2 separate regions of the Homo sapiens genome follow, and region 1 is linked to region 2. A link is a loop called in an ENCODE intact Hi-C map of the cell type or tissue named here. Cell type or tissue: psoas muscle. All regions are shown on one strand. Links, peaks and the distances in the headings refer to the core of each region. The heading gives the core; the rest is flanking DNA. Region 1 overlaps MEF2C-AS1 (MEF2C antisense RNA 1). Region 2 overlaps LINC02161 (long intergenic non-protein coding RNA 2161).

The links. A loop is a pair of places that touch in the nucleus more often than their neighbours do. Peaks named below come from ENCODE experiments on the same cell type or tissue, not always from the same donor. Only the 100,000 strongest peaks of a DNase experiment are listed, where the experiment ranks them.
Region 1: a loop joins it to region 2, with 2.9 times the contacts of the local background. A loop is called at or near these places in 1 of 110 quality-filtered maps.

The regions. Positions count from the first base shown.
Region 1 is chr5:89,456,007-89,460,411 of GRCh38, reverse strand. The region is part of intron 8 of MEF2C-AS1 (MEF2C antisense RNA 1); the gene reads right to left. Among named protein-coding and RNA genes, the nearest start is that of LINC02161, 120 kb to the left of the region's middle. In psoas muscle, for the core only: no CTCF peak of the experiment used is centred there; a DNase peak (open chromatin) is centred at 2,141; H3K4me3 peaks cover 566 bases; H3K27ac peaks cover 2,335 bases.
Region 2 is chr5:89,727,680-89,732,084 of GRCh38, reverse strand. All of the region lies in intron 1 of LINC02161 (long intergenic non-protein coding RNA 2161), which reads right to left. Among named protein-coding and RNA genes, the nearest start is that of LINC02161, 150 kb to the right of the region's middle. In psoas muscle, for the core only: a CTCF peak has its summit at 1,852 (motif pointing right); no DNase peak of the experiment used is centred there; H3K4me3 peaks cover 991 bases; H3K27ac peaks cover 2,184 bases.

The DNA.
Region 1 (4,405 bases), core at 102-4,101, 270 kb after region 2:
TATGTGAATGAACGAGCTTCTAGCTCATTCCACACCCCAGCAACACTGGTAATCTCCATCATTTGAGTTTCCTCAATTAATGCTGCAGACATAGAGCATGATAATAGAATAAGCCATATCCACTCTGCCTTGTTCTGACCCATGGATTGTTTGAGCATAATAAAATGGCTCTTGTTTTATTGTAGTGAAATTTGGGTGATTTTATTTTATTTTTTTACAGAGCAGATATCAGACATCTTAGAACTAGGAGGTTTACCCTCTATTATTCAAGCCTTAGTGAACTACTTGATTCTACCTGCCTAAGAACAAATGGTAAAAAGTACAAGTTCTGAAATATTCCACAAAATACTATTTTTAATGCGTATTTACTATCACACAAGTCTGATTCGTGAATACATAAATTCCAAAATTGTTTAAATTAATAATGGAAGATGAGACATAATGATTAAGTAAGTCAAATTACTGTATCAGATGTTGATAGAGTTGAATAATCTCTCCATTTCCCACTTCAACTCCTCAGAATGGGAGATTTAACAACTTTAGGATATTTGTCATTCTTGATAACTACCTACCCAGCTAGTGCCTTTTACTGCTTTGTAGATATGGCAGTGCAGACACAAAATCTATGAAACTTTATTCAAATCAGATTTATGACAATGTAAATAGTAGTACTCGACTTAACTGCTACTGTTTAAATAAAATCTAAATAATATATGATGAGCACAAACAGGCTTTCTAGTCAATTAACTGTTACTAGAAAGAGGAAAATTCTTCTCATCATTATTTCTCTATTTGCTCTATCATTTTTTCCTATCATAAAGATGGTCTCTAAGTAAATCTAGTCATAGACAATGTAGCCAAGTAGATAAAAGTTATAGGTTACAATCTCTAGCTTCTAATGTCTTTCTTATGGGTGAAATATCAATAGATTTTGTTCCTGTTTTTATTCAAATTGATGTGGTAGAGTAAATGTATTGAGTGCTGAGGAAAAGGGAAGCTAAAATTCCTAGGACTAATTTTTGACAATCCAAACCTTCATATATACCACTCTCTGAAATATGTTTGTCCACAATTGTTTTCAGTGTTATCAACATTTAAGGATTGTGATTTTTTTTTGTCTACATTTGATGAATACTTGGATTTTGGCTTTCATTCCACACCCAGAATGTATTATATACATGTGTGTGAATGCATATATATGAATAATTGTGCAAACCATATCTTACAGTAGGTAATTCATCTATCTTTATTTTTAGAATTTTACAAAACATATTGCAATAAATATTAAAAATCAGAACTGAAAATATCACAAACCTATTAAGATTAAGGTTTATTTGTATTATTCTTTATAAAGTGAATGAAGCATTTGTTAATGTCAACATTTTTGTTATTTAATTGCCTAGCTCAGTGCAAAAGGACAGCTTTAAATATATATTTCTTCAAATGGTGAACTAATCATCATTTAAATGGCATTTGCCTTTGCTTAACATGGCTTCCTGGTTCTCAGATAAGGCTAAAATGAAAATGAAATTCTTGATCCATCCACTGCTATTTTTTTTTTGGTGCAAAAAAGTCATATTAATAAGAACCTTAAACTGATAGGAAATATGTCCAGCCCTGGATGTAGTTAACAATCTAATTAAAAGGACAATTTGGCAATTGATATGCTATCAGAAAAGAGAAAGTGAGAGAGAAAGAGAGAGACAGAGAGAGAGAGAAAGAAAAGGCAGGAGAAAACCCAGGGCCTGGCAACAAATTTGTCTCTTAAATGCTCACTTTCAAGTGTGTCTGGTTTCTAGTGCAGTTTGTTTCAGAAGGGATCAATTTTTTCCCCTTTTCCCTATTCTACTTTTGCACTGGTATTGTCTGAATCCCAGAGTGAGCAGCAATACATCATCTTGCTTCAACATCTGCTAGAGCCCCCTCTCCTCCTAATCTGCCCAGATCCCCAAAGCCTTTTCCACCTGCTATAGCGCCAAATGCTCATTACAGCATACAGCTATGCCCTTCATTGTCCTTTCTCCCAGATCCTCAAGGTTAACATGGAACAATGACTATTATTAAGTGGGGGCTTCAGGAATATAAAAGCAGACTGGGCAAGGAGAGAGAGGGTGGGGCAGTGGAAGCATTGGGTAGCATGCCAGGAGAGCTGGCAGGAAAGAGCTGCTAGAAAGCTGTGGCCAATTTTCCAGTCGAAACATGAGTCACTGAATAGAGATGCCCTAGACATAAATAGCTTCCCTGTTCATTGCCCAGGACAAGCAGAGACCACACCCTTCAGTGGTTTTGTGTCAGGGTACTTTTGGATATGGCTTTGAGCAACTAGCGCAGGAAGAGAGATAAAAATGGCCAATTTGAGAAGGCTGGCAAGTCTAGAAGTTGTGTTTACTCCTTGGCCAACTGTAAATTGTAACCAATTGGAAGTTGTTCTACGTCTTTTTTTAATACAAATCACCAACCTGTTCCTTCTATTTGCATCATCACACCAACCACCAATGGAAAATCTGAGACACATTAGCTTAGACTGCTTAGAAAACAATGAAATTCAGAATCTCTCTGACTGTATTCATTTAGATTATCATAGAATCTGAATTATTTTTAAAGGAATCTAATGGTTGGGGGAGGCAGCTTTACTTTAGATTTCCTGTCTTTGGCAGCTGTGTACCTCACTCCCAGATGCCATACTTGGTGCAATTTCCTTTTAGTTTTGTAGGAGATATTTTAAGAAGTTAAACACTGTTTCCTCAGTGACATTCATAGGGATGATCTAGATAAACCACATGAATGTCAGCTGGCCTCTAGCAGAATTGGCCAGCTCTGTCCTGGACATCCTTTCCTGTTAACGCACCCTTGGACAATGTCTCCAGCAGGATCAAGTCGCTCCCTGTTGCTCTTCCTCTCCTGGAAGTAGTATAAAACCACGGGTTCCCTCTAAGGCCACCTAGTAAAATTTTACTTGCTTCCACCACCCAGAACCCCAAGGAAGTGTGTTAACCATCCCATAGCCACAAAATGTGCTGATCTAAATAAAACACAGGCCATCCAGCTCAGTGTTCTAGCCAACACACTGGAGGGGCTGAACAAGATCTCATTAATAAAATCAGTTAGGTGTAAAACAACCTGGGCTAGATAAAGTCAGAGTTTGTTTACTTACTCCACTAATGACAACACACCTAAACTGTCAGACTTAACACTAGGAAGAGTGTTATAGTTCCCTTTTCTATTTTAAAATCCAAGTTTGAAAGTCACAACTAAACTTAGATAGACAATTTTTTAATTGCAATTAGGAAATAAGAGAGACACATTGAAAAATAAAAGTTTTTCCTTTCACTTGGATTGATCAAGATACTAGATCTTCGTTGCGGGTTTGTGTGAAGATAGAAAAGTAACTAGAGTTTAGCTAAATGGTGAACATTTCAGGAACATATTCTTAAAAGTTTAAAATTTAAACCTTGTCCTAGACATTTCATATACATTTGCCTCCGTTTTAAGATTGAGAAGTAGTAAGTAAATGCTAATAAAAAGTATTTTATGTGGGTGTAGCTTTATATATAAGTAAAAAATAAGGAGAAAATAGTTTTTACTGAGGTAAATCTTATGGAGCATATGAATGCTTTAAAGTATAGTCCTAGCTCTTTCATAGGCTTGCATTGGAATTGCTATTTCACTGTAATATTGGGAAAGTTTCATTTTACCTCCCTGGGCTTTATTTTTACCTTATAGAATGAGGGTAGAAATGGTATTTCACCTTCCTCAGAAGGTTATTTGAGGATAAATGAAAAAGCTTTGGAAAGTGAAGGTGCCTAGAATGTAGTAAGAGGTCAATCCATTTCAATTGGTATTGTTGCTAATCTATTCTACTTGATGACGTTTGCAAGACATTTTATGATTCCAAAGGACTCTATTTCTTTTATCCTTCATTCCTTTCTTTCTCTGTTTTATGATTTTTATTACTTTTTTTTATTAGTTCACAAGCCTAAATTCTATTTTAATCACTTATTACTTATTTCTATTCAAACCTTTTGAAGAGTAGGATTCTGTTTTAATTCTTTCACAAGTTTCACGATCTTGAATGAGATGATAATAAGATGGTACAACTATAAATACCACAAATTAGGGGAAAAAAAGTATCAATGACTGAGTCTTAGTCAGTTTGGTCTGCCATAACAAAATATCATAGACTGACTGGCTTGAATGACAGAAACTTAATTTCTCACAGTTCTGAATGCTGAAAGTTCAGGAACAGGGTGACAGCATAGTCAGGTTCTGGTGAACACTCACTTCTTGGCTTGCAGTTGGCCAGTTTTTTGCTGCATCCCCTCATGGCAGAAGGAGAGTTAGTTGTCTGATGTCTTTTCTTATAAGGGCACTAATCCACTATGAGGACTCAACCCTTATGACCTCA
Region 2 (4,405 bases), core at 213-4,212:
TGTAAACTGTGCTAAAAGCTTTATATGTTAATTTCACTTGATCCTCAAAACAACCTTACAAAGCAGAAGACGTGCTATTTTTATGCCCTCATTACTGGTAAGAAATATAAGGCACAGAGAAGTTAAGTAACTAAGGCCAAGTAACTAGTAATATTAGAGTTGGGATTCCAATCCAGGCAGCCTCATTTCTCATCTTGCCCTGCTAACTGCTGTGCTTACACAGCATTAGACCAAGAGAGGAAGGCACCAGCACTAGACGGAATTATTTAAAGGTCTTTCTTTCTGATTTTTTTTTGGCATTGATTATAATCAATGTTAATCTAAAATTTCCCCAAATAATATAATATTATATTTTAATATTAATTAGAGAGCCAAACTACTAAGACTTACTAGTCATAGACTATTACCATGTAGAGGGACTTGTGCCATTATTCCATCCTACTACACATTATATGAACTGGGAATCTGTGATCTTTGAAGAAAAGTTATTTTTCTCAACTCCTATACCTAGTTAGAATCAGAGTCAGGGTGTTAATGAATTGGATTTCTTTCTTAGCTGTAAAAATAAGACAAATTCTAGGGCAATTTTACTATCTTTTTCCTTTAGGGGATTTTTTTTAAACCTAAGTACATTGTATTTAGCTGATGTTTACTATATGTACACATGAAAACTTAGAGTGCATACATGCATACATACATAAGTATTTAATTAAATTCCAACTACTTCCAAAAATGTTTTGAAGCAGTTAGATCACCATTGTGGGTATATGAGAAAAGATTCGCTCATAGCAAAAGTGTAAATAACTTGCTGATAGCTAAAAGATTACATTGATGAGCAATGATTTTTTTGGTAGATGGAAATCCTAAACTTTTTCTGATTCCATTGGAAAATACCAAAGAAGGAATTTCAGTAATGCATTTTGAAAATATTATTTGAGAAAATATGTATGAATTTGTTACACTGTGTGTTCTATGGGCAGAATTTTACCACTTAAATACTTCACACTTTTATGCAGAGGCCAATTCTACATCCAACAGTTTAGATCAGAAATGATTAAGAAAAAAAATTTTTCTGAGAGATTCATGAGTGTAGAAAGGAGCTGCAGATATTTTTGACAAAAGAGTTAAATTTCTTTGAGCTCTGTACAAAGAGAGAAGGAGCAATGACAAAAATGTCTTTATAGGATTTTTCAACACTCTTCGTGCCAGGTGTAGAATACTTTCAGCTGTTCCATCTACTCCTTTGATTCACTTGGAATCTGGCTATATGACATCAAAAAAAGCTTTTAATCTAGACATGTGTCCATTAGTTTTTCTCCTTATGGAACAGGAGAATTTACACTTTATTTGGCAATTACATTGAGGATTTCCAAGAAACATTTTTATGTTTCTGTTATCACATTTTAGTGTTCTTTAGGTAATCAAATATCACCTTGATCCCAGCAATTTATATTATTTTCCAAAAAACAGGCGTCGTGGGGATCCCTCATGTATCCTGCATTCGCCTCTTAGAATAGTTTTCTTCCATTTTTCAGCGTAAATGACTATTGTCTTTGTTCAGTCGTAGAACAACATATATCCCACACTATATACTCAATAAATACTCCTAAAACTAATGAGCTTTGTCTTTTTTTAAGTCAGTGTTGAATTATTTCATTTAGTCAACAATTTGCTTCATTTTGAGTGAAAATCAACAATTATTTTGATCACTCATTATGCATTTAGTCTTTGCATGTGCTCCATTCTGCATATTAATAGAAGATGATCCTCATTGTAATACTTGTTTTAATATTCTCAACTGTCATAACCATTATCATCAGAGGAGTCACAGCAATATTATTTAGAGATGTACACTAGAGGGTGGTGTTTTACCTGGACACTAGACCTCTCAATGCATTGGCTTTGAGGAAGAATGGAAATTTTTTCCAGGAAATGTTCCCCATGTTTAATGTTATATAATTCTCAGCACATATGCCCCATTAACAAAGTTGATAAACCCTAGGGAATGGAAGCAGAGTCTGAGTCACTTGGCGGCCTTGCTATCTGGTTTCTTCAACACATTCCTGTAGGTGTTTGGTTTTTCTGAGCTCCACATGCAGAGTGTCACTTGAAAACCAAAACTGATCACTAGGTGAGAATATATTTGACTCCTTCTAACTACAAGCAATTAGAAATCAAGTGAGGCAAATAGTGAACCTGAGCAAAGCTCTTAAATTAACCACTTCAATTTTAACAACCTCTGAGCCAAACATGAGTACTTCCATGCCTGACCTGAAAAGAAGAACAGAAATGATCAATGGTGGTGAGAAAAGTTATCTCAGGAAGAGCTCTTTTTTTTCTGTGTGTTTCTTCTGCTTTTTACGTAGTGCTAAAAAATAAAAATAGAAATAAAAGCTTCTAATCTAGTGCAGCCTGACATTCATAATATCTTGCAAGGGATGATCAAAATGTTGCTACACTTGTTCCCCCCTCAATAAACATTTTTATGTTAATAACAGGTTATGGCTTGGATTTAACTCATTTTGCTTCTAGCTGGTGCTCTCATTTGTGTGTTTTTCTCAATTGACTCTTACGATTTTGGTTTAATTGTTGCTCAAATCATGAGTTCTATTGTGGTTTCTTATGACAAATGTTCCAAATTTTAATTGACTTTTACCTGGACATGTGAATAACATCATGAAAGGGGGAAAATCCTCAAATTTATTGCTCTCAAATTTCCCTCCAGGAGAAAATTATTCTCCCTGCTCTGGCCAGTGGAAATTTGCTTATAATGCAAGCAAGTCTTGATCTGATGTTGCCGGTTTTCAGACCTATATTCTTTATTATTCTTCACCATCATCTGATTTGGAAAGACTGCTGGAATCAAGATCTGCTGGAATAAATTTTTAAAAACACTATTTCATATGATCAAATTAAAGTTGAATTGACTGGTTCCTATTAAAGTTAAGCCCCGTCTAATACAGTCAAACTCTCTATTGAAGCTAGGTACACGCTTTCCTTCAAATGTTCCTTAGCATTTGGCTCTGCTGTTTCTATGTTCCCCTTTCTTCAGTGATACGATAACATTGCAATAATACTTAAACGCTGACACAACAGAAAACCTTGCCAGTTTGGCTCCCAACCTTGGCAAGCTTTTTGTTATAGTTGCAACCCAGCTTACTCCTTGAATTGCACAAAACTTTCTTAGCTCCTCCACAGCATGTCGTGTACAGGGGACTAAAGAGGAAAAGTAAGAGAGATGCTAATTTTAGACAGAGAATAGTAAATAGGACAACAAATAAAAGCTCTGTTTTGGCACATTGGAACTTTCTTTTTTCCCTTTTAAATGTGTGATTCCTTTTCCCAAATGTTGCACTAGATTTATTTTTAAAGGTGTCATCTATTTCCATTCCAGTGCTATGTCATCTATAATTTAAATTTATGAGATAAATCTTGAGGTTCACCAGTGAAGCAGCTGGAAAATTCTAGCCACTTTGCCATTGAAAATGCAGATTTGCTGAAGGTTTTTGTGTCTGACAAGCCCCATTGAAAGTACCTCACTCCCTTTCCTGACAAGCATCCATCAACATGTAATATTTATTCCTCTGTTTTAGTTTCACTACAAATAATTGGCGGTCCCTCAGCAAGAAGACAGTTTCCTGCTGAGGCAGTACCACCTGTACAGCTTCACTGAGCCGAGAACAAATGCTCTGAAAAGAGAGCTTTCCTAGAACTGATGGATAAAATGAATGAGGGATATTTACTGAAATGAGGGAAAACTGAATTTGCTCCTTTAGTTATGTCATTATTGTGACTTCTGCAATCCTCCTTCTATCACCATCAGAATGGCAATGAAGCATTCATAAATACATTTTACTGCTGACAAGAAAAATATTCTTGTTGACTTATCTTCAACCCCTCTATTTCTCCACCTCTCTCTCTCTCTCTAAATCTTTAACTTCACAATGATTACCTTCGCCAGACTCAATCTAGGGTTGAGGGGGTTGGAGTCAGGGAGCAAAATATCATATGGTGATACAGTATATAATTTTCTTCCCTTCTTGAACTTGTCTTGATTTCTGCTTTTAACTCTGGGCAAACATGAAAAGCTTAAACTCCACTGTAGCTATTGTAACATCAAAATAGATGGCCAGTGTCTGTCCTATGGCTGCTGTGACTTTCAGTTTCCTTGTAACCCCCAGACATGGATTTGCCTTGTTAGGAAAGGAGGTGTTCTTAAAGAATTATGTTTCTGTAAGTGTGCATGGTTTGCACTCTTTAAAAAAAAAACGGACAAATATGACAGGTAAATGAAGAAATAAACATGTTTATACACTATTTTTAATAATGGACAAACTATAGGAACACTTCAGATATATCTTAATTTATCAGGTAGGAGTTTTCAGATGTTATGCATCCAACTAGG